6 separate regions of the Mus musculus genome follow, and all the other regions are linked to region 5. A link is a loop called in an ENCODE intact Hi-C map of the cell type or tissue named here. Cell type or tissue: left cerebral cortex. All regions are shown on one strand.

The links. Peaks named below come from ENCODE experiments on the same cell type or tissue, not always from the same donor. Only the 100,000 strongest peaks of a DNase experiment are listed, where the experiment ranks them.
Region 1: a loop joins it to region 5, with 2.3 times the contacts of the local background. A loop is called at or near these places in 15 of 42 quality-filtered maps.
Region 2: a loop joins it to region 5, with 6 times the contacts of the local background. A loop is called at or near these places in 12 of 42 quality-filtered maps.
Region 3: a loop joins it to region 5, with 3 times the contacts of the local background. A loop is called at or near these places in 20 of 42 quality-filtered maps.
Region 4: it touches region 5 in a loop (3-fold over the local background); 20 of 42 quality-filtered maps call a loop at or near these places.
Region 6: it touches region 5 in a loop (5-fold over the local background); 16 of 42 quality-filtered maps call a loop at or near these places.

Annotation. Positions count from the first base shown.
Region 1 is chr7:16,101,854-16,106,853 of GRCm38, forward strand. All of the region lies in intron 1 of Napa (N-ethylmaleimide sensitive fusion protein attachment protein alpha), which reads left to right. Among named protein-coding and RNA genes, the nearest start is that of Napa, 5.8 kb to the left of the region's middle. In left cerebral cortex, a CTCF peak has its summit at 2,056; DNase peaks (open chromatin) are centred at 133, 1,005, 1,634, 2,101 and 3 more places; H3K4me3 peaks cover 504 bases; H3K27ac peaks cover 4,903 bases.
Region 2 is chr7:16,054,476-16,059,475 of GRCm38, forward strand. No RefSeq gene overlaps it. Among named protein-coding and RNA genes, the nearest start is that of Gm32059, 11 kb to the left of the region's middle. In left cerebral cortex, a CTCF peak has its summit at 2,155 (motif pointing right); DNase peaks (open chromatin) are centred at 2,188 and 2,798.
Region 3 is chr7:15,973,414-15,978,413 of GRCm38, forward strand. Bicra (BRD4 interacting chromatin remodeling complex associated protein) reads right to left here. Exons shown (of 14, transcript NM_001081418.1): 10 at 3,638-3,699; 11 at 2,252-2,400; 12 at 1,953-2,047; 13 at 1,670-1,772. Among named protein-coding and RNA genes, the nearest start is that of Gm38948, 4.4 kb to the right of the region's middle. In left cerebral cortex, CTCF peaks have their summits at 37 (motif pointing left), 1,502 (motif pointing left) and 2,698 (motif pointing right); DNase peaks (open chromatin) are centred at 1,498 and 2,661.
Region 4 is chr7:15,980,474-15,985,473 of GRCm38, forward strand. The region is part of intron 6 of Bicra (BRD4 interacting chromatin remodeling complex associated protein); the gene reads right to left. Gm38948 (a long non-coding RNA gene) reads left to right here. Exons shown (of 3, transcript XR_003946607.1): 1 at 1-62; 2 at 270-465; 3 at 1,780-5,000. Among named protein-coding and RNA genes, the nearest start is that of Gm38948, 2.7 kb to the left of the region's middle. In left cerebral cortex, a CTCF peak has its summit at 2,723 (motif pointing right); DNase peaks (open chromatin) are centred at 1,313 and 2,744.
Region 5 is chr7:16,151,164-16,156,163 of GRCm38, forward strand. It overlaps Slc8a2 (solute carrier family 8 (sodium/calcium exchanger), member 2), which reads left to right. Exons shown (of 10, transcript NM_148946.3): 7 at 1,656-1,780; 8 at 2,032-2,131. Among named protein-coding and RNA genes, the nearest start is that of Meis3, 22 kb to the right of the region's middle. In left cerebral cortex, a CTCF peak has its summit at 2,606 (motif pointing left); DNase peaks (open chromatin) are centred at 2,559 and 4,498; H3K27ac peaks cover 1,427 bases.
Region 6 is chr7:16,095,414-16,100,413 of GRCm38, forward strand. It overlaps Zfp541 (zinc finger protein 541), which reads left to right. Exons shown (of 16, transcript NM_001099277.2): 15 at 7-188; 16 at 278-921. The coding sequence ends at 446. It overlaps Napa (N-ethylmaleimide sensitive fusion protein attachment protein alpha), which reads left to right and starts at 3,167. Exons shown (of 11, transcript NM_025898.4): 1 at 3,167-3,361. The coding sequence starts at 3,264. In left cerebral cortex, a CTCF peak has its summit at 2,680; a DNase peak (open chromatin) is centred at 2,945; H3K4me3 peaks cover 1,816 bases; H3K27ac peaks cover 1,644 bases.

The sequences.
Region 1 (5,000 bases), 49 kb before region 5:
CGCTGCAAGTTGAGCTGGAGGCTCGGGGAAACTGGAGGAGGTGGCAGAGTGTTCTGTATACAAACAGCCAGATGACATGTTGACAAGCTGGTTCCGTTTGAGCTGCCTGAAGACAGGCACCTGCAAGGCCAGCTCTGGAAGGGAGTCGGACTCCTGCTTGGGAAGGGAGGGTTCCTCCAGCTGGGCCCACAGGCGTTCTGCAGAGCCTGGGGCGATTCTGCTTTGTGTCGGCGCCCCTGCCATCTGGAAGAAGTTCACTGTCCTTCCCGGTAGGAGCCACAGTGCTCAACAGCTGCAAGGACACACAGCTGAAGTACACAGCAGGATGGCTCCTGGCCAGTCTGCAGGGCAGGTTTGTCGGGGAATCCTAGGGCTCCTGGCTTAGTCACACAGAGGTTCCCTGGCACCTCCTGTGTGGAAGAAGTTGCTGAGAGGCCGGGGCAACCCCAGCACTTTTTTTTGAGGAAAGCAAATGTCAGCATTCTGGGCCATAAGGAGGGAGATCCTGTCGGGGCACACAGAGGAGGCCTTCCAGGCTGTATGAGCAACACCTGTGACCCTTCCTTGAGCTGGCAGTGTGATGGGACAGTAGACTCACTATTAACTACAGTGTTGTCCCAGTGTGTCCTCCCCTAACCACCCTCCACCCCCACCCCCCACCCCACAGACATCAGCATCTGCTCAGATCTCTTCCATGAGAGGGGGTAGCGTTTATATAAACAAATGGTACCCTTTGAGTCACAGGTTACTTCCTTATGCAATGTCAGCGTGGAAGGATTGCCTGCCCCCCTGTGACAAGGGGGAAGCTAGGACATACTGAAGACAGCTATAGGTTTTTAGAACATTCGTGATCCTGATGGGTCCCCACCATGGGTGCAGACCCAGAGACATAGGCCACTGTCCTGTCTACAGTGGCAGATTGGTGCAGGAAGGGGAGACCCGGGACTCTAGAAACAAAGGAGGTGTGCACAGCTCACAAGTGAGGAGGCCTCAGAACCCACGCTGAGCTGCTGAAGTGGGGAAACATTCCTTAGTCTGCCTCTGTGTGGTCTGATGACAGTGACACACCCGCAAGGTGCAGAGCCCTGTCCCTGTGACAGGAAAGGCAAGGATGCATCACAACTACTCTGAAAGCGCTCACTGTGGAGGGGATTGTTTCCTCTGCTCTGCAGCCTCCTGAGCACCTCCCAGGCACTGTGCCTAGGCCAGGTACCAAGTGTGTGCTGTCTCTCAGATTTCTCCCAGGTCAGGTTCAGTCTATTGTGCAGCTGAGGAGAGGCAGGCTCTGGGGTACTAGCCCAAGGTCACAGACACAGACAAGTGCCTGAACAGTTCCTGCTAGTCACTGTCTTACAGACACATGTGAGAGGGTTCCAAGAAGATTTGAGGGCATGGTGGCGAGCTGGTGATCCTTTCTCTCTGGGTCCTCCTGCCTGTGCTGACCTGTGAGGGCTGGCTATATAATGTGTCCGTTACCTAGAGGATGCTTGGCAACTCCAGCAAGAGCAGAGTTGTTCTGTCAGCAGCCCAGCAGTGCGTGCTGTTCTCTGTGTACTCAAGACCGGCATGCACCTGGCCACCCTCATTTTCAAGAGGACACTGGGGTACTCAACAAGGGACAGGCAGTGTCAGCTTGCACATGCTCCCACAGGTCCCCCAGCAACAGCACCAGTGGAGAACCCTGCTGGGAGCCAGGAGTGATTGTGGCAGGCCATGGGTTCATTGTATTAGTGGAAACTAAGTACCCTGGGTGGATAATCTGGCCAGTGAGCCTTAAGTCCTAGGAGAGAACAGGGAACCAGTGGCTGTGGCTGCCAGAAGGACAGAAGGGACAGTCTCAGACTCGAGACTCAAACTGGGGGCTGCAAAGGGAATGAAATGGCATGGTTCTGGAGCAAGAAAGTGTTCAGGGAATGGAGGCAGGAGTCAGGCCGGCCAAGCCTGTCCTGCAGAAGCCCCTGGCCACTGCCAAAAGCGCCTGCACTTCCCTGGCAGCATTCAGCACTCCATATGGCAGCTGTGCCTGGGAGGCCTGAGGCTGCTTCCTCCGCCTCTTGGGGGAGCAGAGCTGAGCGGTAATTATAGACAGCCTGCACCAGGCCAGCCCCAACCAGTTCCCTCTATTCCCAGTGAGGCATGGAGCTGTGGGCTGAAGAGTGCAACCGAGGCAGCTTGGAGGAGGTCAGTGGGGGAGGCTGTCAGCTGTCACATGCAGCTCTACCCAAAGCCTTCAGGGCGCAGCCAGTGAGCCTGTGGTGCCTCATGCAGGAGGCATCCTTTCAGTGGTCAGCAGTTCTAGTCAGGCCACACAGTAAAGAGGTGACTGAAACAGCTTCCCCAAGCTGGTGTGGGAAGCCTTGGTGAGCCAGCAGAGGAGCAGCATAGCACAGTGGATCTGAGGGCATCTTCTTTCCCGCCACTCTCACTCAGCCAGACAGAGCAAGCCCTCTACTCTTTCTTGTCCTGCCTGCTCCAACCTAGTTGTGCTATGCCCTGCCCTATCCACCCTGCTGACTTCCCTTCCTTGGTTCCTCAACCATGTTTGCTGACTCAGCCTCTGCACACGCTGTGCATCTCACCTCCAGTGCCACTGAGGACCGAGCCCTGGCCTCACACCCTCAGGTACAGCCCTCATGCTAAGCAGCTGTGAGCACGCATATTGATACTGTGGACAGCAGGCTTCCTTCTCGGTGAACAGCCATCATCAAACCTTCAGATACTTGTTTTCACAGCTAAGGAATTGTGCATACGGCTTTCTTCAGGATTTACTGGGTAACCTACACAAGTGGATTTGCCCCTTGTGACTTTCCTCACATCAGCAAAAGGAATTGGGACTCTGGAGATCTTCTGTTGCCATCTCACAGAGGCAGGGCAAGGACCAGGGTATGATAGGGCAGGAGGCAGCCTGGGGCCAAAGCAGGCAGTAATCCCTCTGGCTTCCCCTGCTGTAGACAGGTCAGCCCAGCTTAGCGTGGGATCAGAGAGCTTCAGGCAGCGGCTTGGTAGACTTAGTGCTGAGTCTGCCTGTTGTGCTGAGCTAAAGCCAACCTAGCCAGCAGTGACTGTTCATCACCACTCTGCCTCAGGCTTCTTGGTGACACTGGACACATCTGCTCTGCCAGGAGCATTTGGGGCCTCAGAGGACTTAGTTCTACCCACCAAGTACTGATTAGCTGGGGATCACTGGAATGTGATGTGTGGCTGATGTCTGTGAGCAGGGACTATTCAGACAATATTCCAAAGGGTGGAGAGATGCACTTAAGAGCACATGTTGTTCTTGCCAGAGGACCCAGATTCAAGTCATAGAATCCACATGGTGACTCACGACTGTCTGTGACTACACTTTCAGTATACCGGATGGCCTCAGCTGACTTTCTCGGCACCCAGATGGCATGCATGCATGTATGCATACATACATACATGCAGGCAAAACACTCATTCATAAAATACATATAAAAAAAGAATTTCAGGGATATAGCTTAGTTGATAGTAAGTTTGGCTGGCATGCACAAGGTCCCACGTTCCGAGTACCACATAAAATCAAGCATAAAGGCTAACCTCAGTACATAACAAAATTGAGGCTAGTCTGGGTGTTGAGATACATGAGACTCTGTCAGAGACAGAGAATATGAATATTCCTGGGGCTCCAGGTATCAATGGCAGAGCAGTTGAGCATGTGCCAGGCTCTGATTGTATTTCTAGTACATCCCGAGAAACATGTACATCTAGTACATTCCAAAGGTCCTTGTGGGTGTTTTACATCCAGGTTCAAGGGGCCTTCCTGATTTATCCTGTGCTGACAGCAACATGAACATTTCTGACCTCACCATGGCTGGGAGTGGCTCAAGAGAAGACAGGGTCCCAGTAATGTGGGGGAGAGGGACATGGAGTCAGAGGAGAGGGTGGACTCTGAGGAAACACTTTACCTGGTGCTGTTTGGACTCAGGAGATCTCCAGGCCCACCCACCTATTGAGCACATGCGCAGGCATGTTCAGGGCTGTGGGTGCTGCCCCACACTGATCAGGGCTATGTTCTGTCTTAGATCACACATGAACACAGTAGCCCCCACAGCTGTGTGATAGAGCCAAGTTCCCAATTGTCATCCACGCTGCATCTGTTAACTTGGGGAGTACAGGGCAGGTGGTGAGGATAGTGTATGTGGCTCTTCATGAGGAAATGTTCCTTTTTGGTTTTTTGTTTTTGTTTTTGTTTTTTAATCATTACCAGTTTGGGAAGGTTTCAAATCCGTTTGATGGGATTGGAGAATGTCATCAACTGATCATGTGGTGATGAGAGTTTGAACTTTTGTCAGGTCACAGTCTTCATGGGCTAGTGCTCGTTGGAAGACTGAACGGAAGGGACTTAGGCGTTTGAGCTAGTAAGGAAGCTCCCCTCTCCTGCGCGCCCACCTCCCCGCCCTCAGCCCAGAAGGTTCATATGAACCTCTAGGAGGTTGAGAAGCAGGAGTAAAGCCCAAAGAGGTATCCCTGATTTCAAAATATCTACAAGATACTGGGGCAGGAGATATAGCTCAGTGGCAGAATACTTGCTTGTCTAGCCAAAGTCAGATGTGACAGTACAAGGCCATAGTGGGCTGAGGAGTCTTAGATCCCTTCCCACTGTGTAAGTTTGAGTCCAGCCTGGGCTGTATAAAACCCTGACCCAGCAAAGAGACTAAAAGTCCTCTCCACTTGTGCGTCTCCTAGGCGACTACCCTGGCGCAGTGAGTGTACAGGGTGGTTTTGCATTTCCAGAATGCTATGCCAAGTGCCTTTGCACTTCTTCTGGTTTGTGTCTTAGGATAAATTGCAAATGGTGTTGTTCATTGCTGGGCTACAGGGTCAAATATAAATCCTGATAATAAAACATACAGTGCTGGAGATAGAGCTGAGTTTGCCTAGCATGTATGAGGCTGTCCCCAGGACCACATGGGTCTGTAGTGCATACCTGTAATCCCAGCACTCAGAAGGCGTTGGCAGGAAGATCCAGAGTTTGAGGC
Region 2 (5,000 bases), 97 kb before region 5:
AGCAAAATAGACCCATTATAACAATATACTTAATAAAAGCTACTTAGAACTTAACCAATGTGTGTGTGTGTGTGTGTGTGTGTGCTTTTGAGACATTTTCTCACTATGTCACTTGGCTTGAACCTCACCATGTAGACCAGGCTGGCCTCAAATTTACCAAGATCCGCCTCCATCTGCCTCCCAACTGCATGCACAACCACATCCAGCTTCACTAATTTTTATACTTTATTTTCATTTTTAAATGACATTGTGTGTGTGTGTGTGTGTGTGTGTGTGTGTGTGTGTGTCTGTGTCTGTGTCTGTGTGTGTGTCTGTGTGTGTGGTGGGCATGCCTCTTTCCTTTATGTTGGTGTGCAGATTGAACTCCAGTCGTCAACCCTGGTAGCAGAAGCCTTGTACCTGATGAGCCATCTTGCCAGCCTTGGGATTTTATTTTTGATTTTTAAGATTTTTTTATTGTTATTTATGTGTATGTCCTATGTCTGTGCAAATAAATGCTTGAAGAGTGCAGACGCCCTTGGAGACCAGAAGAGGTCACTGGATCTCTTGGAGCTGGAGTTACAGACAGTTGTGAGTTGCTGGAAGCCAAAGTCTAAGTCCTCTAGAAGGCTTAGTCACCAAGCCACTCTTCTAGTTTTCTCCCCAAGTTCCCCTCCCCCACCAGTCCCCAAGACAGGGTTTCTCCACGTAGCCCTGGATGTCCTGGAACTCACTCGGTAGACCAGACTGGCTTCAGACTCAGAGTTCTGCCTGCCTCTGCCTCACAAGTGGTATGGTTAAAGGCGTGGGCCACCACCACCCAGCTCCAGGTTTGGCTTTTTGAGACAAGATTTTGGGCTAAATCTCACCATGGGGCTGGAGAGATGAGTCAGCTGTTAAGAACACTGGCTGAAATTCCAGACAACCCAGGTTCAGTTCCCAGTGGGTCACAAGTATCTCATGGTGATCCACCTGCATCTACCTCTCCGGTGACGGGATTATAGGAGTGTGACATTATATCCAGCCTAAAATAAATCTTTCAGAACACCCCCCCCCCCAAAGAGACCAAAACCAACCCAAAACAAAATAACAAAAAGAATAGTTGTGCTAGGAGTAAGGTTGTTGAGAGGAAAAAGAATGAAAATTAAGCCCCCAGATTGTTAAATATGGATATGAGGTTTCTGGAGGTGGTGAGGCTGAGGCCAGCGTGCAAATGGTGGTTAGCACAGCACCGAAGAGTACGTGAAAAATGTTCAGCATCGTTAGTCATTAGGGAAGTAAAACCACACTGTGAGAGCAATATACACAGGGTGATCATAGTCAGATGGTGTGATGCCACATCTGTTACCCTACTATGGGGGAGGGAGCAGAGACAGGTGGATCTCAGGGGATTGCTGGGTAGACTACTGAGCAAGTTTCAGATTTAGTTAGAGTCCCTGTCTCAAAAAAAAAAAAAAAAAAGACAGAGAGCAATAGTGGAAGACACCAGATGTCAATCTGTTTTCCGTACATACATGTCCTAGCACCTGCATGCACACATGAGCATGGGTTGCACATGCACACACACGTACGTACAAACACACACATGCATACCACACACATACACACACACACACACACACACACAAACACACAACTACAAACCACACACATACCACACCACACATTCACATACATACACCCCCCCACTCCCACACACACACACACACGAGTGCGCACATACACACACTGATGTTAATTGTCAACTTGACAGTATCCAGGATCACCTAGAAGAGAAGACAAACCTCTGGGCATAGTCTGTGACCAGACTTTTGTTTTAACCTTTTGTTCTTAAATTCCATTTACAAATTAAGACAAAGTGTTTCAGATCAATGCTTTTTAAAATATTTTATTTTTTATATGCATTCATGTCTGTACACCACATGAGTACAGTGTCTTTGGAGGCCAAAAAACGGGTATTAGATAACCCAGAGCTGGAATTACAAGCAGATGTGAGTTGCCCAGATGCTGGGGACCAAACTCTAATCTTCTGGAACAGCAGTATGTGCTCTTAACAACTGATGTAATTTTTCCAGCCCAAATGATTCTTGTCTTAAGGGTCTGTTTGTCTTTATTTTATGTGCACAGGTGTTTTGCCTGTATTTATTATTGAGCTTCCCATCATCTACCTCCATGAAGTGCCCATGGTCGTCTGAAGAGGGCGCTGGATCCCTTAGAATTGGAGTTATAAATGGCTGGGCATCACCATATGACTGCTGAAATCGAAAATCAGAGTCTTCTAGAAGATCAGCCAGTGCTCTTAACAGCTGAGCCATCTACACAGCACAAATTATTATTTTAAAACTATTTCCCACACACACACACACACCTCGTGTGTGTGTGTATTTTGGTGTATCTCAAGCTGCTCTCAAGCCCGGTATGAACCAAGGAGGTCCTTGAACTCTTGGTGTTTCTGCTTCCACTTCCTGTGTGCCAAGATTACAAGTGTGCATCCCCACACATGGCTTGACCTCTGTTTTTGAAAGTAGATAGACCCTAGAACTTGGGTCCTAAAAGAGCTTCCCCTGGGAGGTTGCTGGGGAGGAGGAGATGGGTTTTGCTCTGTGCTCTGCAGATGGGTATCAAGGATTTCCAAATGATGACTTCCTCCTGCTTGGGAAGAGGAGGCTGGGTCAGTGGAGGAGGGCAGATCAGGCAACATCAGCTCAGTTCTTTCCAGTTTACTGGGAGAGACTGTCCTGTGCTCACCAAAGGTCTGAGGTTTCAAATTCAAGCAAAACCCGTCAGGCTGGCTGAGTGGTTTCCTCCTGCAGGTTCTGCCAGCCTGGAGAATACAGGAAGCTGAAGTTTGGTCAGGTGAGTACCTGGGAGGACCAGAGTGGTGAGGAGGCTAAGGGTGCCTGCAGGAAGTGATTCAAATGATGAGTCACCAAAGGAGGGGCTGAGCAATGCCGAAGAAAAGATGGCTGAGAAGAGCAGGAGGCCTGTGCTGCTGGAGTTGGTCTTTAACTTGTGCATTGCTGGGGCAATCTCTGATTTTTTTTTTTTCTATTTCCTTGGTCCTTCCTTGTCAGTGATCACACTGGTAGGCTTCTCCAAGGCCTGACCTTCTCAGAATGCAAATATGGGATACCCTAAGCCTTTCCTCTTCTGTCCTGTCTCTCCAATGTGCTCATGTGGCTGAAGAACCATGCTCTACTGAAACTATGCTCAGGGCTCTGGAGAGACAGCTCAGTTATTAAGAGCAACGGATGCTCTTCCAGAGGACTTAGGGTTTGATTCCCAGTATCCATATGATGGCTCACAACCATCTGTAACTTCAGTTCCAGAGCATCTGATGCCCTCTCTGACCTCCACAGGAACTAGGTACACACACTATACATGCAAGCACAACATTCATACATGTGAAATAAATAAATAAATAAATAAATCTTTAAAAGTTTAAAGACAAACAAGCCAAAGAGATAATCAGGAAACGCTAGCATGTCATTCAACTGGTGGAGTGGTTGCATAACATGAATGATGTCCCACGTTCCGTTTCCCGTAAACTGCTCTGGTGTTGCATGCCTGTCCTCCTAGCACTAGAGAAGTGGAGGAGGAACAAAAGGACAAAATCATCCTCCCCCTTAGTGAGCTTGAGACCAGACCCATGACTGACTGGTTGGAAGAAATCCCTCCAAAACCGTGATCCAAAATTAACTCCCCTCCCATATATGGTTTCTATTACATATTTTGTCACATGATACAAAGGTAACCAATACAGCACACCGTGTTCAGATTTCCCCACCTTCTCCCTATGTAGCTCAGGGTACAGCAGTTCTGTTTATGGCCATCAGAACATGTGTTGGAGACGGTTTACAACATTGTGGACCAAGGAGCAGAGAAGGACTGCGATTTGGGTGTCTGTCTGACAGTGACCTACTTCTGACAAACAGCTGTCCCTTCAAAGTGCCATCGCCTTCCCCAAACAGTACCATCTGCTGAGAAACAAGTACACAATACATGCATTTGCTGGGGACCATTTTTGATCAAATGCTAATGTCTGTATATGTTAAATAAAACCACAGATGTAGCTGGCAAGATGGCTCAGTGGGTACAGGTGCTTGCTGCCAAGCACAAGGACAATCCATGGGATCCACATGGTAAAAGGAGAGAACTAACTGACACAAGCTGTCCTCCACACACATGCTGTGTTATGTAGGAACCCCTACAAAATAAATTAATGTGATTTTTAAAAAAGATTTATTTATTTTACTTATGAGTACATTGTAGCTGTCTTCAGACCCATCAGAAGAGGGAATTAGATCCCATTACAGATGGTTGTGAGCCACCATGTGGTGCTGGGAATTGAATTCAGGACCTCTGGAAGTCAGTGCTCTTACCTGCTGAACCATCTCTCCAGCCCAATAAATGTGATTTTAAATACATAGAACAAATCTCCTCACTTTCATGTGTGTGTGTGTGTGTCTGTGTGTCTGTGTGTGTGTCTGTGTGTGTGTGTGTTAGAAGCCAGAAATATGTGTCTACTGTCTTCCTCAAACATGTTCCACCTTGCTAATTATTTTTTGGTATTGCTGAAGATTGCACTCAGTATCTCTGAGTAAGAGATGCACACTCTAATACTGCACTCTATCCCCAGCCCTCCTCATTATGTTTTGAGACAAAGTCTCTCTCTCTAACCTAAAGATCACTTAATGGCCAAAGAGCTTTGGAGATCCAGCCTTCCCAGAAGGCACCAGTAGCTCTGCTTGGCTTTTTACATGGCTACTGGGAATCTTAACCCAGGGTCTCATGCTTGATCAGCAGGCAATTTATCCTCTGAGGCATCTCCTGGATCCCTCCCTCAGACGGAATCTTAATGTTTTGGCTTTTGTATATTTTTAGATTTATTTATTTTATGAGTTATTTCGAATGCAGTTATGTATGTATTGTGCCTTGTGCTTAGGAAGTCAGAGAGGGCATTGGGTCCCCTAGAACTGAAGTTACAGATGGTTGTGAACTATGCGGGTGATGGAGACTGA
Region 3 (5,000 bases), 180 kb before region 5:
AGCTCACAACCACCTGTAATGAGATCTGACGCCCTCTTCTGGTGCATCTGAAGACAGCTACAGTGTACTTACATATAATAATAAATACATCTTTAGGCCAGAGTGTCTAGGACCAGAGTGAGTGGGGTCAAACAAAGCGAGCAACCTTTATTCCCAGCAACCACATGATGGCTCACAACCATCAGTATAGCTACAGTGTACTCAGAAACATAAAATAAGTAAAATAAATCTAAAAAAAAAAAAAAGTTAAAACAAAAAGTACGTCCTTATGGGGCTAGAGAGATGCTCTTAACCTCTAAGCACTGACTGCTTTTTCAACATCCAGAGTTCAATTCCCAGGTGGCTCACAACCATCTGTAATGGGATCTGATGCCCTCTTCTGGTGCGTCTGAAGACAGCTACAGTGTACTCATAAATACAATAAATAAATATTTTATTTTAAAAAAGTGCAGTCCCAAGCCGGGTGTAGTGGTCTACATCTGCCATCCTGGCTTCTCAGAAGACAGACAGGGAGGATCTGCAGTACAGAAGCCGGCCTGGCACTTAGTGAGATCCTGGTTTTAGAAAAATGAAGTCTAAAACAAAACAGTATTAGAGTGTGGCTCAGTGGTAGACCCTTGCCTAGAATCCTCCAGTGAGGGGCTGGGGGCGTGGCTCAGTGGTAGAGCCTCTGCCTAGAATCCTCCAGTGAGGGGCTGGGGGCGTGGCTCCACAATACAGCCATAGCCTATCTTGAGTTTAAACACTAGCGCCTCAAAAACAAGTATTCCCAGGTTACGTCCTTGTTTTCTGATGTGCTAGGCTTGTGCTCCCTGTAAGGCATGCGTATAACCCCTGGTAGGTTGTTTGACTCATTCCCATGTTGCCTATCAGACTTGTTACAGAAATTCTTGCGCATGAACACAGGGTCCTGTGTAGAGTCACTAGGTATACTCAGAAGACACATCACCTTCCTAATGACAGAAAGCTCTAGAATATACCCCGAAGGATTCAGAAAGATTACACACTAGTGTCCTGATTCCTGTGAGTACCCGAGAAGGCCAGGGCTGGGGAAGGGGGAAGATGAATGCTGCCGGTGTTGTCGTTGTTGTTTAAAGAGAATAATGGTACTTGGAGCTGAATGTAGAAAGCTTACGGGGTCTTTGAAAAAGCCAGGGTCTGGGGTGTGACTGCATGCTTTCCTTGAACCAAGGGTAAGGCTTGCAAGGGTTAAGGCTCATTCTTAAGACTGGTAGAAGCACCTGGTCTACAAAGTTTAGCCCAGGACAGCCAGGGCTAAACAAAGAAACCCTGTCTCGAAAAACCAAAAAAAAAAAAAAAAAAAAGACTGGGCACAGAGTAGGTGTGGCAGAGACCTTTTTTGTGCCTCAGCCCTGCTTCTCTCTCACTCTTCCATCAGGCTGGGGCTGGCGGAAAAGCTCTTCATTTTAGAATGAGGCAGGGTGAAACTCACAGGGAGCAAAGGAGGAAGGAGGGGCTCTCACGCCCCCTGGTGGCGAGGAAAGGTAAAGCCACTCAACAAAGCCCTCGTGTTTTTGTAGACCAGGCTGGACTCAAACTCTCAGAGATTATTGTGCTTCTGCCTCCCCCGTGCAGCATGCCAGGCTGCTTGCTGGAAATCTTAGCAGCAGGTAGGTAGAGGATGTTTCACCCTCCCCTCCCCTCTCACCAGGCTTCTCCTTGGCAAGCTGCTTATCCAAGGCAAGGGTGGTCTTCTCCTCCTGAATGAACATTCGGTCGATCATAACCATCTCCGCAGAAGGACTGACTCTCTGGGTTGATAGAAAGGACATATGAAAAAGCAAATGGGGGAAGAGAGGATCCTGGCAGGATGTGGTCAGGCTCAGAACAACTGCCTCCTTTCCATCTTCCCTCCCAGCTAAGAGAACACCCCCCAGCCCCCACAAAAACAGTTCACAGCAGGGGGAGACCCCAGAGCTTGAGAATCCTACCCTGGACTCTTCCAGAAGCAAAAGCCGATATTTATTGAGCATGGCCTGGGTGCGTTTGAGCAGCTGCGTAGAGACAGTCTCAAATTCTTCATCCACTGGAGGAAGAAAAGCCGGGGGGGGGGGGGGTTGGGGTTGGAGTGGGGGTGAGGATGAGTAGGTGACACAGGGCACTTGTGGCCAACTGCGGGCAAGCACGCAATGCTCCACCCACTCCACGCTCCGTGGCCTGAATACTGAGGGCTGGTGGCTGAGCTGAGGGCACTTGGGGACATAGGGGGAGAGCAGTGGGGGAGCCTCACCTTTATGGTAGTCGTTGGGGGAGGGGAGGGCGCCTTGGTAGACATGGTAGGGCAGGAGGCGATGGAGGGCGTCCTCAAAGGAGGGGAAGGCTGTCTTGTAATCGGGGTGCAGGACAGAGCCCTGGTGTTTGTGCAGATGCTCCAGGAAGCTGTGGGTGGGGTTAGACCACACATACAGAGTTGGGGGAGAGGGCCAGGGAAACTGATCCTGGACCTCAGCCGCGAGCTACACACTTAACACTGCAAAGGCAAGCAGCGCCAACCTCGCACCCCGAGTTCCACTTGTCTCATGGCTTCCCTGACTTTGGACCAAAGTTAACAGGTAACAAAAAGGGAAAGAGAAGCCTAGGAAAGTGAGGGGACATCATTCTGGCTTAGAGGATCCAAAGGAGAAAGGGAGGGGTTGGGAGTGAGGTGGGAACCATGCTATTCTACCTCCTGCCACCAGGGGGCATGACCTCTCCACGGCCTCTAGCCTAAGAAAGTGTAGGGATAGGGATAGGGTTAGGATGTAAGAGCCTACTCATTTTCATGGTGGTTTTCTTTTTTCTTTCTTTCTTCTTTTTTTTTTTTAAGATTTATTTATTACTATTTTTATTTATATGAGTGCATTGTAGCTGTCTTCAGACACACCAGAAAAAGGCATCGGATCCTATTATAGATGGTTGTGAGCCACCATGTGGTTGCTGGGAATTAAACTCAGGACCTTTGGAAGAGCAGTGAGTGCTCTTAACCGCTGAGCCATCATCTCTCTAGCCCTCACTGTGGTTTTCCATGAATCCCTACTACAGTAGGCTCGGTTTCCCTATCACATGACCACGTTCTCATCACACAAGCCTAGAAGACCAGCCCTCTGGCACCATGGGGCAGATTTCCTGATACTGCTTTTTGCTGTGGTCTCAGAACCACACAGTGAGCGCTTAGCAAACGTGAAAAACAAGGAAACACCGTTTATTCCTCCAAAACAGCTCATAGGCCTGCCCTCACCCAACAGGCAGCCATCTCGCCGTCTATTCAATGTACTAAGGCCCTTAAAACATCCTTATTCATCCTCCCTGGCCTTCAGACTTGTGTGCACTTAACTCACGCGCCTGCCTGGACATGCCCGGAATCTATTCACACACTTACTTTCTACCTGGCTCATCCCCACCACACCTGACAAGCTGAAGAAACAGTGACCCTGACATCAAACTGGAGATGGAACCCCGGGGGCTTGCAGTCGGCAGCCTGCCAATATCCCCTATTGGCCTCAATCTATCTTTCCCTTGGCAGAAGGGAAACTGTGATCGAGAGGGAATCCATGCACAGCTATGGAGAGTGGAACCAATACTTTGTGGAGCAGTGGGGATGAGGCACATCTCGGGGCAGCAGTTAGCTGTCACTCACCAGGCTTCTTTGCTGGGTTGCAGTAGGGGCTGTTTCTTCAAGCTACACAACTTGCTGTCATACTGTGGAAGGAGGAAAGGTCAGTGACAGCTGTTGCTAGGAAGAAGCCCTCTTTGCCTCCTCAACCTACGTCCTCCCTCTAGCCAAGGACATAGATGGTAAAGGAAGGTGGCCCCAGCTACAGCACATCCCTGTCCATCAAGAGAAACCTGGTGGGAATGCCAGGTGTGGTATCATACGACTGCATCCTGGTTAGCCTTAACTGTCAACTTCACATTGCCTAGCGTTACCCAAGAGAAGCCTTAACTGATGTCTGGCCTCTCGGGGATTATCTTGATTAATTGAGGGCCCAGCTTTTTGTGGGCAGCACCACTCCTAGACAAGGTGGTCCTAAGCTTTGAGGCAGTGGAGGAGCAAGCCAGGGAGCAGCACTCCTCAATGGTCTCTGCTTCAGTTCCTGCCCTGGCTCCCCTCACTGACAGACTGCAAGTGTAAGCTAAATAAACCCTTTCCTCCCCTAAGCTTTTACAGGTTACAATCTTTTGTTGTTGTTGAGACAGGGTTTCTCTGTGTAGCCTTGGCTGTCCTGGAACTCCACTCTGTAGACCAGACTGGCCTCAAACTCAGAGATCCGTCTGCCTCTGCCTCCCCCGTGCTGGGATTAAAGGCGTGCAACCACCATCTGGCTGGCTACAGTCTTATTATCATAGCTAACGATAGCAAACAGGACAGCCTGTAAACCCAGCACTTGGGAGGCACAGGTAGGAAGTTCAAGGACAGCCTCAGATTCAGAAATATCTTCACCACTCCACCCCACCTCAAAAACCAAGGACGGAAGCGGCAGATGGACATCTATGAGTTCAAGGCCAGTCTGGTTTGCTTGCCTCAAACAGAGAGGGAGGAAAGAAAGGAAATTTTAAAAATGAGGGAAGAGAGGAAGGGAGGGATGGAGGATACAAGAAAACAAATCTGCTTGGGACATGTTGCCTAGGCTGTGGGAGAAGGCTATTAACAAGTAAGTCCAAGCCCTTGGGCCGTCCACTGGTGTCTATTCTCTGCCAGCCTAGAGTAGTTCTTATCTGTTTGGCCCTTGAATTTCACCATGATTAATAGCCTTCTTGTCTCCTCTCTCCCTCTAGTGAGTCTAGTGTTGATATCCTTAGTTTATGATAACTGGTCGTCCAAACTTTTTTACTTTGCAAAGGGTCAAATCCAGGGGTTTGTGCAAGCCAGTGCTCCACCCCTAAGCCACGCCCTCAGCCCCTCACTGGGGGATTCTAGGCAGGGGCTCTACCACTGAGCCACGCCCCCAGCCCCTCACTGGGGGATTCTAGGCAGGGGCTCTACCACTGAGCCACGCCCT
Region 4 (5,000 bases), 170 kb before region 5:
GGAGGCTTCATGACCCAGGAGCAAGACAAAGGGCAAGAGGAATGGCCAGCCATGGGAAATGGGTGTGTGTGGGTGGATGTTCTGGGCACTGCACTTGGGAACTGGGCTCTTTTGCCTGTCTCAGTGTGCCCATGGCCCCAACTGTGTGTGTGTGTGTGTGTGTGTGTGTGTGTGTGTGTATGTATGTCAGTTTCAGATGGTGCCTGAGCTATCAGCCATACCACCCAGCTTTCATCCTGGGCCAGCACACTGTCCTTTTTCCTACATAGGCCTGGGCCACAGTCTGACTCCTTGAAACTGTCATCTTCAAGTCATGACCTCAACAGGCACCATGTAACCAGTGAATGCCAGCTGGGCACCCAAGACTGGGCCAGCATCTGGACAGTGACCCACAGCATGGACCAGGCCACCAGCCCTGGCTAATGGGATGTCTCACAGCATGGCCTGCTCTCACCTACTTCACCGGTAAGTGGGCAGAACTGACAGCTGCAGAGGGAGAGGGAGTCTGCCACCACGGAGAGGCACAGCTCAGACTGGAGGTCCTCATAGGGTTCCAGGGTGTCTCACAGCCTACCCACTGACGGGAAGCTCTGTGCGAGACCTGGGATCGTGGGCTGGCAAGGTGGCTCAGTGGATAGACTGGCTGCCAAGTCTACTGACCTGAGTTCGATCCCCAGAGCCTACATGGTGGAAAGAGGAACCTAGTCCCACAAGTTGTCCTCTAACCTCCATATACAGTCTGTGGCATGCACATGTCCAGACACATGCACATGGGCACACACAAAGACCCAAGACCAGAGAGCCTGAGGGCTCCCGCTCTATGCCAGTGGCTGTCAACCTTCCTGATGCTGCGACTCTAACACAGTTCCTCCTGTTAGGATCCCCAGCCATAAAGTTATCTTGTTGCTACTTCATAACTGTAATTTTGCTACTGTTATGAATGTAAATATCTGATCTGCAGGATATCTGAGATGCGACCCCTAAAAGGGTCAGTCAACCCCAAGGGGGTCAGGACCCACAGGTTGAGAATCACTGCTCTACAGTGAGGGGCAATTTGCAGCTTAGCTTGACTGCCTAGACTCCCCATGGAGTCACCAGCGCATCTGACCTCTCAGTCTGGGACACTCTGAGCAACCCTCCCAAGCTCAGCACTGATTAACTTCTGGTAACTGAGTGGCAAAATACACCTGTAACAAACTAGAACAAGCAACCAGTCTCCCATCCCTACAGCGCTGCTGGCTCCAAGCAGAGAGCACATGAACAGCTCCAGGCTTGCCAACAGAACAAAGGGACTGTGCCCTGACAATCCTGCACAAGGCAGCCTGTTCTGGGGAACGCCAAAGCCTCACTTGCTTGGGAATGTGCTCTAGTTGGCAGCCTGTCTGAGCTGCCTGGAGCTCGGGACAGGAGGGTTAAGAGTTCAAGGTCACCCTCAGCTAAACAACAGAAACTTTTATCTTAGTTGTCGCTTCTCCAGAACTAAGCAACACAGAACATTTGGAAGGGGAGTGGGATGCGGCAGGAAGATGAAGTATCTGAAAGCCCATAGTAGGGCAGGGCAGGGCAGGCTAGAGATGTCCTGATGTCCTTTAAGGATTTTTTGTTTTGCCTGCCTGTATGTCTAGCCCACAGAGGTGGGAAGACGGCACTGGATCTCTTGGAACTGAAGTGATGACTGTTGTGAGTCCTCTTTAGGAACAGCTTTTGATTGGTTTACTCAGTTTCCCCACAAATAATACGTTTCACCCTTTTTTTTTTTTTCTTTCTTTCTTTGTATAGCTTCGGTTGTCCTGGAACTTACTCTACAGACCAGAATGGCCTTGAACTCAGAAGTCCACCTGCCTCTGCCCCCTGAGTGCTGGAGTTAAAGGTGTACACCATCACTGCCTGGCTTAATTTCCCCCCAAAGAATAAAGGGACATCTGGAGAGATGTCTCGGCAGCTGCGAGTGCTTGCTACTCCTCCACGGGACTCAAGCTCGGTTCAGAACCCAAACCCGGCAGTTCACAACTTGTAAGTGTAGCTCCCATCTCTAATATCCTTAGGCAAACCCACTCAAGAGCACAAACCCACACTGACGTCAGTAAAAGCAGCAGGATTATTTATAAAAGGAGAAAAGAGCCTAAGAAGGGAACTCGGGGGAAGAGTGTGTGCCTAGAATGTGCATGCCCTGGGTTCTGTGCCCAGCACTAGGGAGAAATGGAGAAGAAAACAGGGTTAGAGCTAATGAAGAGGAAATGCAAGGCTGACCTGGGCTATGGAGTGAGTTGACAGTTAGCCTAGGCAAATTTGAGATACTGCCTCAAAATAAATAAAAAGGCTGCAGAGATGGCTCAGCAGTTAAGAGCACTGGGTGCTCTTCCAGAGGTCCCAGCTTCAGGTCTCAGCATCCACATGGAGGCTCACAACCCTTTATTCCAGGGGAATGGACTGCATCTTCCCACTGCACTGGGCTCCAGGTACCAGGCTATGCAGGTGGTGCATAGAGATAAGCATGTGGGTAAATACCTATACATGTAACATAAAGAAATCTTGAAAGAATGAAACGAACAAAGAAAGGAAGGAAGACAGACAGACAACCCCACTCTTGCTCACAGGAATATCCACTGTGGCCTTATTTACAAATAGAAAAACCACAGTATAACTCAGTGTAAGAGAGCAAATTTGTGTTCGGGTGCCCAAGAAAAGTCCAGTTCTCTCCATTACCCTAAATGCCTTTCCAGTGAATGACCACACGAGGGCATGAAAGAGCTCCATAAAACAAGACTTTGGCAGAGCAAGTGTTTAAACTAGTTTCTGAATGTTGGGTAGATAGATGGTGTAGCTTTCTGTAAGTTCAAATCTTGGGATCTACACGGCAGGAAAAGAGACTCTAACTTTTGTAGGTGCTCAGGCTCTCTGATTATGAACACACAAAATTAATTTAAGAACAAAAGCGAATCAGGTAGTAGTCCTGTGTACACACTAAATTTGCTAGCTTTGCTAACAGGACAATGTGGATTTTTTGTTTGCTTGTTTTTGAGACGAGTCTCACTGTATAACTAGCCCCTCTCAGTTCTAGTAATCCCTTGCCTGAGCCTCTGAAGGGCTTCAATTCTAGATGTACAACACTACAGCTGGCTGATACAATAGTTAAAGTAAGAGAAAACTTCCCCCAGGGCTATAATGCTGCACTAAAATCTTAGGATTAGATTTTAAAATATTACGGGGCAGGAGGTAACATGTGCAACCTCATCTCAAAGGATCCAAGCAGGAAAAAAACAGAGGCAGGCGGATCAACAAATCCAGGGCCCTGGCCTACAGATCAAGTTCCCGAACAGCCAGTGCTACATACTCCTGTATGGAGTGGAGTGGGGAGAAGAAAGATAGACAGTGGCTGGCATGGTGGCTCAGTATTTAAGAGCACTGGCTGTTCTTCCAGGGGACTAAGGTTTGATTCTTAGTACCCACACAATAGCTCACACTTGTCTCTAGTCCCAGGGAATCTGACACTCTCTTCTGGCCTCTGTGGTCACCAGGGATACAAGTGGTGGACATACATACATACATGCAGGCAAACAACCATACACATAAAAAATAAAAATAAGTCTTGTAGAAAATTTTCACCACTAGTTTCTAAAACACCCCCACTCTTGCCACCTACCTATATTTAATCCCACCCCAGGATTAGTTTCTGTGACCAGGAACTCCCCAGAAATGATCGTAGTCACTTCTGAGACTATGCCACAAGCAGGCTTCAATTCCCACCCAGAGCTGGTTCTCGCTACTCATGTGTTGTGTGGAAGCCAACCACGGCTTGCTGTGACCCGTCCCTTCAGACGCCCACACAGGCTGAGCTGGGAGACAGGTTCACCAGCCTCAACAAGCCATTACATGATTGCAGCCCTGCCTGACACCTTTCTTATTTCTTGATTTGAGACAAGAATCTCATATAGCCCAGGCTGGCCTGGAACTCACTATATAGATCAGGCTGGTCTTGAACTCAGAACTCTGCTTGCCTCTGCCTTCTAGGTGCTGGGATTCAAGGCTTGAGCCATGACTGCAAAGTCTCATGTCCTGCAGGCTAAACTGGAACTCACTCTGAAGTCCAGGATGACCTTGAACCCCGAGTCTTCCTGCCTTTGACTCCCAAGGGGACAGGCAGGCTTGCAGGTATGCACCACTAAATCAGGTATGCCTGGCTCCTTTTGGTTAAGAGTTGTCTGTGTTGGTCAGGCCTGGTGTAAGAACACAGCATACAAAAAACTAGCAAGAAAGCTGAGCGGTGGTGGTGAACTCCCAGTTCTCAGAAGGCAGAGGCAGGTGGGTCTGTCTGAGGCCAGCCCGGTCTAAGTTCCAGAATAAGTTCCAGGACATCGAGGGCTACACAGATGGCTCTGTCTCATGGGAGGAAAAGGAAAAGAAAAGAGAAGAAAGAACCCCACAGATAGGTGAGTTTGTGCACATGTCCTAACTGTAAAGTAGCTGCTATTTATCATCCTCACATAAGTGGTAAGGAAACTGATGCAAAGAGAAAAATAAGCAGGTTGTACAGGGGCCAGAGGACGTGCTGGCAGATGACAGAGCGCTCCTCCCAACACTCCATAATTCCTTTGGACCACGGCTTGTCAACTAAATGCAATGCCAGCTAGGGACATTTCTGGGCTGTGGCCACCATTTGCAAAGTACAGAAGGACAGAGCTCGGTGTTTAAGAGCATTGCTGCTTGTCTGGAGAATCCAGGCTCTGTTCCTAGCACCCACCATCGGGTGGGTCACAACTGTAACACCAGCTCCAGGGATCCAGTCCTCAGACCCGAGTGCGCATACCCACATGGTATACCCGCATGCACACCTACAGCAGACACAAGCAAACTCCTAATATGTGTAGAGTACACATAAGCTCACCGGTTCAACCTCTTCCCCACCCTCAATCTAGACAGAAGAAACATGTTCAAGTTTATATGACAGGCAATCTATATGTACAATCATGGCTGCCCAAGGGCCAAGCCTACACTGACGT
Region 5 (5,000 bases):
TGGAAGTTGGAATTTGAAGATTTTGAGTTAGAAGTGGGGTCAGGAAGGCTGAGGCCCTCTCAGTCAGTGGCTTGCCTGTCGAGTGGTTTCGTCCCAGCACTGTGGCGGTGCAGGCCTGCAATCCCTGCATCTGGGGGATGAAAGGGATGGATTCAGAAGCTCAAGGTCATCCTCAGCTACATAGAGAGTTTGAGTCTAGCCTGAGCTACCAGAAAGAAAAAAGACAGACTTAGTAGCCCATGCCTTTAATCCAAGCACTTGGGAGGGAGGCAGAGGCAGAGAGGCAGAAAGAGAGGTAGAGAGGCAGAGAGAGAGGCAGAGAGGCAGAGAGAGAGGCAGAGAGGCAGAGAGAGAGGCAGAGAGAGGCAGAGAGAGGAGAGGCACAGAGGCAGAGGCAGAGGCAGGGGGTGAGGCAGAGGCAGAGGGGCAGAGAGGCAGAGAGAGGAGAGGCAGAGAGGCAGAGGCAGAGGCAGAGGCAGAGGCAGAGGCAGAGGCATAGATCTCTGTGAGTTGGAAGCTAGCCTGGTCTAAATAGTTTGAGGTCAACCAGAGATATATAGAGGCCCTGTCTCAAAACAGCCACTGCATCAAGGAGGGGGAAAAAAGGAAATGATACCAAGTTGGCTGTCGGAGTTGAGGTAGGAGCTTGGATATAGTGACAGTTTAGAAGCAAGATCTGCACTGTAGCATACAGTCAGGACTTGCCTGAGACTAAGATGTTTTGAGAGGTCCTGTAAGCTGATGTAACAAAAGGGTCTAACAATGCCTATTTGTTACCCAAAAAAGTAGCAAGTGATTGCTTCAGTACTTTATTTGTTGTTAGTCAAAGCTTGTGAGTCTTCCTTTGATGCAGGTAATTTTCTTTTCTTTTCTCCCCCCCCCCCGGCCCTCCCCCAGACAGGGTTTCTCTGTGTAGCCCTGGCTCTCCTGGAACTCACTCTGTAGACCAGGCTGCCCTCAAATACTCAGAGATCTGCCTGCCTCTGCCTCCGAGTGCTGGGATTAAGGGCGTGCATGCGCCACCACTGCCCGGCGTGATTTTCTTTCCTTGTGTGACATTTCCATACTGTGCCTTCACCTGCTATTGAGCTGTTTGATGTTGTCTCTACTGCCTGTGGGCAACTGGGCAAGAACATTTCCAGACCCACAAGGGAGACCCTGAAGGGGATCACCACTCCATCACTTCTTCCACAATGCTGTTGCCTCTGATTCAGTCACATGGCAGTACCCAGCTGCAAGAAATGCTGGGGGTGGGGGGGTATAGTCCAGATATTTGCTCTCAGACTTGGGTGAACTGGTAGTTGTCTCTGCCACATAGCCAAGTTTTGTTGCTAGTGATATCCAGGAGTGGAATTGGAAGTGAGGCCTAGGGCTGGATGCAGGGTGCATGACATTAGAGTGGCATTTGGGATTATATGAGGTAGGTACCCATCGATGTACAAAATACAAAGCAGACAAGCTAGCAATGCATCGCCTGAGGCCACACACCCTCTGACATATGAACCCAGAGTGTGCTCCTAGAATTTCATGGGCCGAGGGAGCAGGTGGTTAGAGGGAGCTGGACGAGTCCACCAATGTCCCAGACAGAAGAGAGTGTTACTGGCCCTGTTAGGCCTGACCTCCTGAGCATCTAACCTCCATCCCTCATGCTGCAGGGAATGGAGACAAGAAGATAACTGCAGAGCAGGAGGAGGCCCAGAGGATAGCAGAGATGGGCAAGCCAGTTCTTGGGGAGAACAATCGCCTCGAGGTCATCATCGAGGAGTCTTATGACTTTAAGGTGACTTTCCCGGGCCTTCCCTCCCCTGAAGCCTGTCCTGAGCTATGTTGGGTGGGTAGGTGGAGACATGAGATTCAGAAAAGCAATGCAAATCTCAAAGGTGGGGACCACCGAGGGGTCCAGCTTCAGCACTGTGGAATGCACATGGTTACCTTCCTGGACAGGGCATGTAGAGACAGCCCCACAGCCCCCAGCCACACCACCCTGGGATGCTGTAAAACTAATTGCTCCCTTCACCCTCTCTTTCCTAGAACACGGTGGATAAACTCATAAAGAAAACGAACCTGGCCTTGGTGATTGGGACTCACTCATGGAGGGAGCAGTTTATAGAGGCAGTTACCGTAAGCGCAGGTAAGTTAAGAGGACAGGGTGAGAGTGAAGGGGGGTAATGAAGAGACAGAGATACAAAGGGACACACAAAGGGACACGGAGTGGGGTTGGTGAAGAAGCAGATGGGGAGCGGTTGTCGGGCAGAGAATGAACATCCCATCTCTTTGCGGAGAGCCAGAAAGGGAGAGGCAGGTGGAAACAGAAAGGAGAGAGTTGACACTGCAGTGGTCCCAGCTGCTGGGAGACTGGATGAAGGCTCAGCTTCGCCTTCCACACAAGGTAGGTGGGGGACCAGCCCCGACTTTACCGTAGTAGCATCAAGAAGTTAGAGGATAGATAAGTGAAATAGCAGTGGGTCTACATACACACACACACACCCCTACACCCATCCCTCCTCGGTTGCCATGGACACAATCACCAGGGCACCTGACTCCCACCTGCTTGTGGGCCTCACCCTTCTTAGTTCTCCCGCGGATCTAAGGCGCCCTCATGTGGCCAGAAGTACAATGGCCGCTGAATCCACGGATTCTATCTTGGAAATTTACACGGGGCCCTTTGTGTCACAGATAGGTAAACTGAGGCTCAGATAGAGGAAAGGGCTGCCCCAAATCTCTCAAACAGTTTATGAGCTCTGAAGCTGCAATTCAGGACTCCCTCTCATACATAGTACCAAGTTTCCTTCTGGGAGGCCTCAACTGGAGAGGCTAATATGCCAGGAATGATGGTTAAAGAAAATGTTAGGCAGAGATGACTCAGCAGGTAAAGGTGACTGCTGCCAAGCCTGATGATCCAAGTTGGATTCCTGGGACTCATGTAGTAGGAGAGAACGGGCTCCTGCAGTTTTCCTTTGATTTACACACACACACACACACACACACACACTCTCTCTCTCTCTCTCTCTCTCTCTCTCTCTCTCTCTCTCCCTCCCTCCCTCTCTCTCTCTCTCTCAAAACAAATAAATGTAAAAAATAAAAAGAAGCATTGGGTGAAGTTCAAAGTTAGGGCTGTGAAGATATGAGATCAGCATAGAGATGCCAGTGTGGTTGGCACAGCCCTCTGAAGCCACAATTTTTAATGTGTCTGAGGGAGACGCTGTTTGTGTGGGAGACCAGATGAAGAAATGGCTGAGGCAGCTCTGGCCCTGGCCCTGGCCCTGGCCCTAGCCCTGTAGAGTTCACTACACAGGGGAAAAGACAGACATGTCACAAAATAGTGACAACCCCAGAGACAACAGACATAGGAAGAGCGACCCCAAGAGCCCACATGAAGCTTCAGGCCTGGCCTGGAAGTAAGGGTAGGTGTTTGGAAGGAGCACCAAGGATGGAAGTCTGGGTATTTGGAGGAAGCATCAAGGATGGAAGTCTGGGTATTTGGAGGAAGCATCAAGGATGGAAGTCTGAGTGTTTGGAGGGAGCACTGAGGACAGAAGTGTTGGTTTTTGGATGGAGCACTACAGACAGAAGTCTGGGTGTTTGGAGGGAGCACCAAGGATACAAGTCTAATGTTTGGAGATGGTGATTAACTTGGGGTATGAGAAAGGGGTTGGTCATGATGCTAGAGAGCAGCCGAGTAGGGATGCTAGGGCAGTAGTGAGCCATAGTGGAGTCTGGAGCAGAGAAGGAAAAGTCTAAGTGAGGCAGTCTGTCCCTGTCTGCACTGGCCTCAGCTGTCTCAGTACAGTTCAGGTACGACAAGTCTATCTATCTGTCTGTCTGTCTGTCTGTCTATCTATCTATCTATCTATCTATCTAGACAAGGTCTCGTTATGTAGTTCTGGTTAGCTTGGAACAGCCCATGTAGACCAGCCTCAAACTCACAGGTATCCTCCTGCCCCTGCTTCCCAAGTACTGAGACTAAACACATGCCCAGCATGCCTGAGTCTGGCTCCTCTTTTGCCTTCTTATTTTGCCTCCTATTTTGCCCTCATCATTGCAGAGTAGCCCCTGCACCTCAAAGTGTCAAAGTGTCAAGTCCACAGTCCTAGTAGGAACAAAGTAGAAAGTAGGTGGAGCCAGAAAGGCTGGGGTGTGTCTGCTGAGTTTTCCATTTTTGTTTCTGATTTCCATTTTACTTGTGGTTGGAGCTAAAAGTTTGGTCTTGCAGAACTAAGAAACCACAAGGCACACTTGGATACGTACAGAGTCAAGGTTTTATTTCTTCAGCTAGCCAGCGGTTAAGTAATAAGTTAGAAAAGAGAGAGCAAGCTGGATGTTGTGCTTGGAGTCCTACAGTGGGGGCAGGGTCACGCTCTTCCTCCACTGCTGCAAGGGTTCTCCTGTTTCTTAGAGAGAAAACTTGGGGATTTATAATCGCAAATCCTGGCAAGTGGCTTCAGGATTTGGCAGCTGGCTTAGCCTCGCCTTGTCTTCCTGCCTGCTGGCCGCTGGCCACCTTCCTTACCAGCACCCTTCCAGCTATACTAGTTGGCACCCGAGAGCCTGCTCTGTTTCACACTCATCACCTCCTGCTTATCAACTCAGGATGAGGGTCCCAGATACTTCTAGGCTCTCAAATCACGCAAACGTCTGGGTACCAAAAGCCAATCTGGTCACAGTAAAGGACAGGATGGGACTCTTTGCAAAGCTCAGAATATAAACACATGCAGGGTGCCTGTACCGAGGGAGCTAGAACATTTCAGAATCTCTCCTTTTGTCTTATTGCCAGAGAAGCAGAGAAGGAGAGAGTGACCCACTGTTGCAAGGGATCATGGGAAACTATGTATTTTAGCATTACTAGAAGCAGGGGAATTCTGGGAGAGTGGGTTTTTTTGTTTTGTTTTGTTTTGTTTTGTTTTGTTTTGTTTTGGTTTGGTTTGGTTTGGTTTGGTTTGGTTTGGTTTGGTTTGGTTTTTCGAGACAGGGTTTCTCTGTATAGCCCTGGCTGTCCTGGA
Region 6 (5,000 bases), 56 kb before region 5:
CTGTAGGTGACTTGCAGCCCTCGAGAGAGACCTACCCACCGTCCAACTCCTGAGTTAAAGATAAAGACCAAGAGTTACAGGAGAGAGTCTATCCTTCACTCCAGCCCAAGTGCAGCCCCCAAGCGCACTCCTGAGCCTCCAGGGAGTGTGGAGAGCCAGGGCGTGTTCCCTTGCAGAGAGTGTGAGAGGTACCAGCCTTCCCTCTGGACCTTCACCCTCTGGCCTGACTTGCTTCCCAAGCTCCTCTGGCTCTGACCCACATCCTTTGACTCCTCAGGGTGTTCGACAAGATCAAGAGTCGGAATGCCCACATGAAGCGCCACCGCCTCCAGGAGCATGTGGAACCCGTTAGGGTGAAGTGGCCTGTGAAGCCCTACCCACTGAAGGAGGAAGAGGAGGAGGAAGAAGAGGAGCTGGGGGCCGACATGGGCCCCTTGCAGTGGTGACTTCTTGCTAGAATTTGGTCTGCAAGGAGAGGGGAATTCAGCTCTGAACCAGTGCCCTGGGCCTCTCAGAAGTGTTTGGGGCCCTCTTATCCTCTCTGTCCTCTCACTTCCAGCCTTGCTAGCATTTGGACATGAACAGGCAGAAGCCCTCCAGGTAGCTCTGCAGTCATGTGGGTCATCAGAAGCTCCATTATCTCCTGGTTAATAGTTGCTTACTTGCCGTCCCAGTCACTTGGAGGGGACCCTGGGAGGCAGAAGGTTTGGTCTAAGTGGCATTTAGATCTGAGCTGGCATGGGACTGACATTGGTTAGAAAGAATCAGTAAGGACACCTGAGACACAGTGAGCTGGGCCCTCCTTGGGCAGGGCCTCTCTGCATTCCCACCATCCCTAGTCTTGCAAAGACTGTATATTGTTAGGTGTATTTTTTACGTGTCTGCTTATATCTTATTAAATTGGGTTCTTAAAGAGCTGTCCTCCAACTTCCAAGCCTGTGTGCTCTGCAGAAGCTTCAGGGCCATAGTTGGGACCAGGAGGTGAGCAGAGAGAGGGGAGAAGGTGGGCACACAGTCATCTGTGCTCTCTTTAGCACCACACACCAGCTCTTCTCTTGTAGATGGGCATATACACACACAGCAATGAAAGCCCCTTCATCAAAGAGCTTCATTTTAGGAGGGGTCTTCTAGCAGCTGTGAATGAGTGCACTCGTGAGAAAGTAATGACAGTAGGCATGATTTGGCCATGAAAATGGGAAGGGTTGGGTTGGTTAGACTAAAGCCAGAAATGCATGTGTGGATGTAGCTGCTCAACCTGAAATGAAGGAGGAAGACCGTAACAGCAGGCAGAATGGTGCCTTTGCTGCAGCCTATGTAAGGTCAGGGACATCTATACCAACCCCAGCCTGCAAGAGCCATGCCTCAACTCCTGTACCCAGGGCCCGATCCCAGCACTACACAGAAGGTCTCAACATCTCAGCTAAAGCTTAAAGGCAGGGAGGAAATTGATTTTGGAGCTGTTGAGACATCCTGTTTGAGGGAAATGAGGGGTACAAGGCAGCCCCAGAACCAGAATGGCTGTCTTCCTTCCTACTTGAACATTTTTTCCCAATGTGTGTAGCTGGTAAATTAGGAAATGCACTTTGCTTGGTGGGTGTTCCCAGTGACCTGAGCATTGCTATGCAGTGAGCATTCATTCCACTGCTCTACCCTGAGTGACCCAACTCCATGAGTGGAAATGCAGTTCTGGCCTTATGGGTTGAGGGCATATAGTCATCCATTGCTGCATAGCTCATTGCTCCAAAAGGATGACACGTTGCAGCAAATGGAAGTGGAACCATATCTGCTTGTGGCCATCCAGACTCACCAGCTCTGAGGTCAGTGTACAGTCATGATGAGCACAGGTACATTTGGGGAAGTGTTCAATGGGAAAGGGTCAGAGGAAGATGTCTTTTGCCTTTTCCTGTCCCCAACACCCAACTCACATAACACTTTCCTCAAATGTTCCCTGCTAATCAGCGAAGTTCAGTAAAGAAGAGATACAGATTCCTGCACCACAGCACACTATAGGGATTGGAATCACTGTGGGCAGGGCCCTGGGGACTGACCTTTAGAATAACTGTAGATTTACAGAAAACTAGCCTATGCTAGTTCCCACATAGCAGTTTCTGTCCTATAGTAAGATGTTGCTCTTACTATAGCATAGTGTATTTAGTACAGATACTGAACCACTGTCAATAACTGACTGTCCATGCTTTATTTAGACTTTTCCACTAATTTTTAACTGTGTGTGTGTGTGTGTGTGTGTGTGTGTGTGTGTGTGTAGGCCAGAGGTTGATGTCAGGAGTCTTCTTCAGTTGTTCTGCACCTTAGTTTTCGAAACCAGGTCTCTCTCTGGCCCTGGAACTCATTGATTCTGCCAGACTGGCTGGCCAGCAAGCTCCAGGCATATGCCTGTCTCCCACCCACCCATTCCTGTTACAGGTGCCCGCTGACACACCCAGCTTTTTACATGGGACTGAGTATCTAGTGACATTCTGTGTGTGGCACTGCAAGATACTCCCTAAAGGCATTGTGTGTGTAGGTTAGAGAACAATTTGGAGGAGCTAGTTCTCACCTTCTACTATGTGGGTCCCAGGAATAGGAATATGGTTGTTAAACTTGGTAGCAAATGCCTTTAGCAGCTGAGCCATCCAGCTAGAAATGGAGACCTTCTGGATTCCCCAAGCCAATTCTAGAGACGATCGCCAGAGGGAGTAAGAAGGTTCGTTTTCACTGCACAGTTTTTTCCCAAGTGACTATGACGTAAAGCGAAACAGGAGGCGGAGCTAAACTGCTGGGTCAGTCAAACCTGGAGCATGAACCTAGAGGCGTCACATGAGCGCCGCGACACTGGTCAGGTGATTAGTGTGACCCAGTTCCGCCGAGGCGTGGCAGAACAAGTCTATAGAGCCTGCTGATTGGTTGGAGGGAGTCAAAGGTCGCGCTTTGGGGGCGGTGGGCTCTTGGCGGTTCGGGCTTATGATTGGCTTATTTGGTGTCACGTGGCAATGCGCTTGTGGGGGTTCCAGGAGGCTAGCGGCGTGTGCTCACGTGTTGGGGGGGGGGGGGTCAAGGTGCTGAGTGCGGTAGCCGGAGGGGGCGTGCCGGGAGGAGAGTGCCTCGCAGCTTGAGCCCACTGGTTGGTTCGCAGGGTTCACGTGGGGTGGCAGGCCTGGGTGACGTCAACGCAGCGGGCGGAGCTCCGCTGAGTGCGCGGTGTCCGGGGCCTGTGAGTCGTCGCCAGGCTGTGTCGGGCCTGAGCCGAGCAGCTGCGCGACGTCATGGACAACTCCGGGAAGCAGGCTGAGGCTATGGCGCTGCTGGCTGAAGCGGAGCGCAAGGTGAAGAACTCGCAGTCCTTCTTCTCCGGCCTCTTTGGGTGAGCAATGGGCGAGGCTGGGCCCAAGGCGGGGAAGAGCGGGCTCTTCTGCTCTGCACTTTGGGAGCCCCTCAGCGGCCTTGCAGGCCCTGGCCGTGGCCCTATGGCTGACGACACCCGCTGACTGGTGGCCGCGCCTTTCCCAGGCCGGTGCCCGTGGATCTGTGCGGCCCAGGCTGCCGGGGTGAGGACACCAGACCGAGGGGACCCGGGCTGGGGCGTCCTTGGGCATGATGAGCCGGAGTACGAGGTGTGAGGGTGAGTGGGGCCCTGCTAAGAGTGACTGATGGCGAGGCCTGGACTGAGAGGTGGAGACTTGTGCTTGGGGAACAAGCATGAATGGACAGTGACACTGGTTTTAGCCAAGACAATGGTGATGGGAGGATGAGGCACACAAGAGAATCATTAGGGTGGTAGGACCACCGCCTACTAGGTGGTCCTCAAGTCTGGAGTCTGAACACACCCAGGAGGTGGCAAATACCTCACACAAAGTTTATGCAAGTTTGCCATCTTCAGCCATATTAACTTAGGAGCAGCAGAACCCATGCTTGGGATGCGATTCCGAGGTTTCTTTATCTTAAGGGAGTAGGTCTCTCTGAAAGGGCTTGTTGGTAAAAACTAACTGCAGAAGTTTGTTATGAGTATAAACTATGTGTACTGTGCTCAGAATTGAGTCTGGCCCTCTGAAAGGCTCATCAGGCAGGAAGAAGCAGACTCAGAGAGTGTAAGATGCTGATGGGGAAACCAAGATGGTAGGAATTGGAGTGCTTGAGGGGTCTGGGGAGAGGGCCAGAGCCTTGGGATATAGGAGGGGGTAGGGGGAGACGACACTACATGGCAGCAGGCAAAGCTCTTGAAGGAACAGGCAGAGAGGAACACTGGGGAAAGGTCCAGGCAGGTGTTGAGGAAGAGCTGTGCAGGGGTAGGACACAAAATCAGAAGCCTCCAAAGCAAGGATGGAAGGATACAGAAGACAACCAGGAAGTTGGGGAAAGCTCTGGGAGAGACTGTTATAAGCTGGGTGAGGACAGAAAGACATGAAGGGGAGGGAGAGGATGAAGCCATCCCTTGTTGTTTGCCATCAGATAATGTTTAGCAAAGGAACTTGAAAAATGTTTATACCTGCTGCACAGACATCTGGTTAATGACAGGCTATGTCAGTTAGATGAGAATGTTTCATTAGAGAGAGTGTGAGTGTGTGTGTGTGTGTGTGTGTGTGTGTGTGTGTTTCTTCAGTCTTCACAAGGGAAGAAGTTCAGGTTAGGCGTGGTGTTGGGGCGGTGCCTCCCGCTCAGTTTTCAGCAGTAGTTTTCCTGATGGCTCAGTGTCTGATCTCTTTGGCCCAGAGAGATAAGTGTAGAGTTGGGCTGCTCCCAGGGGAGCAGCTGTGTGTCCACCTGTTTACCACTTCCCAGCCACTGGTAGAGCAGAGCTTTCTGGTATAAGGTATACGTTTGTATCATGCACTTAAAGTTCTTGAGCTGAAAAGAAACTTTGAGAACTTGAGGGAGGCTTTTGGTGAGGAGTGAAGCTGGGAACAGTGGCCTGGGAGGGCAGTCTAGGCATCAGGGATGGTGGGACAGGGACAGAGATGGCTTCTTAGAGGGTGGGCTTTCATCCAGGGCTGAGCAGGAGATCT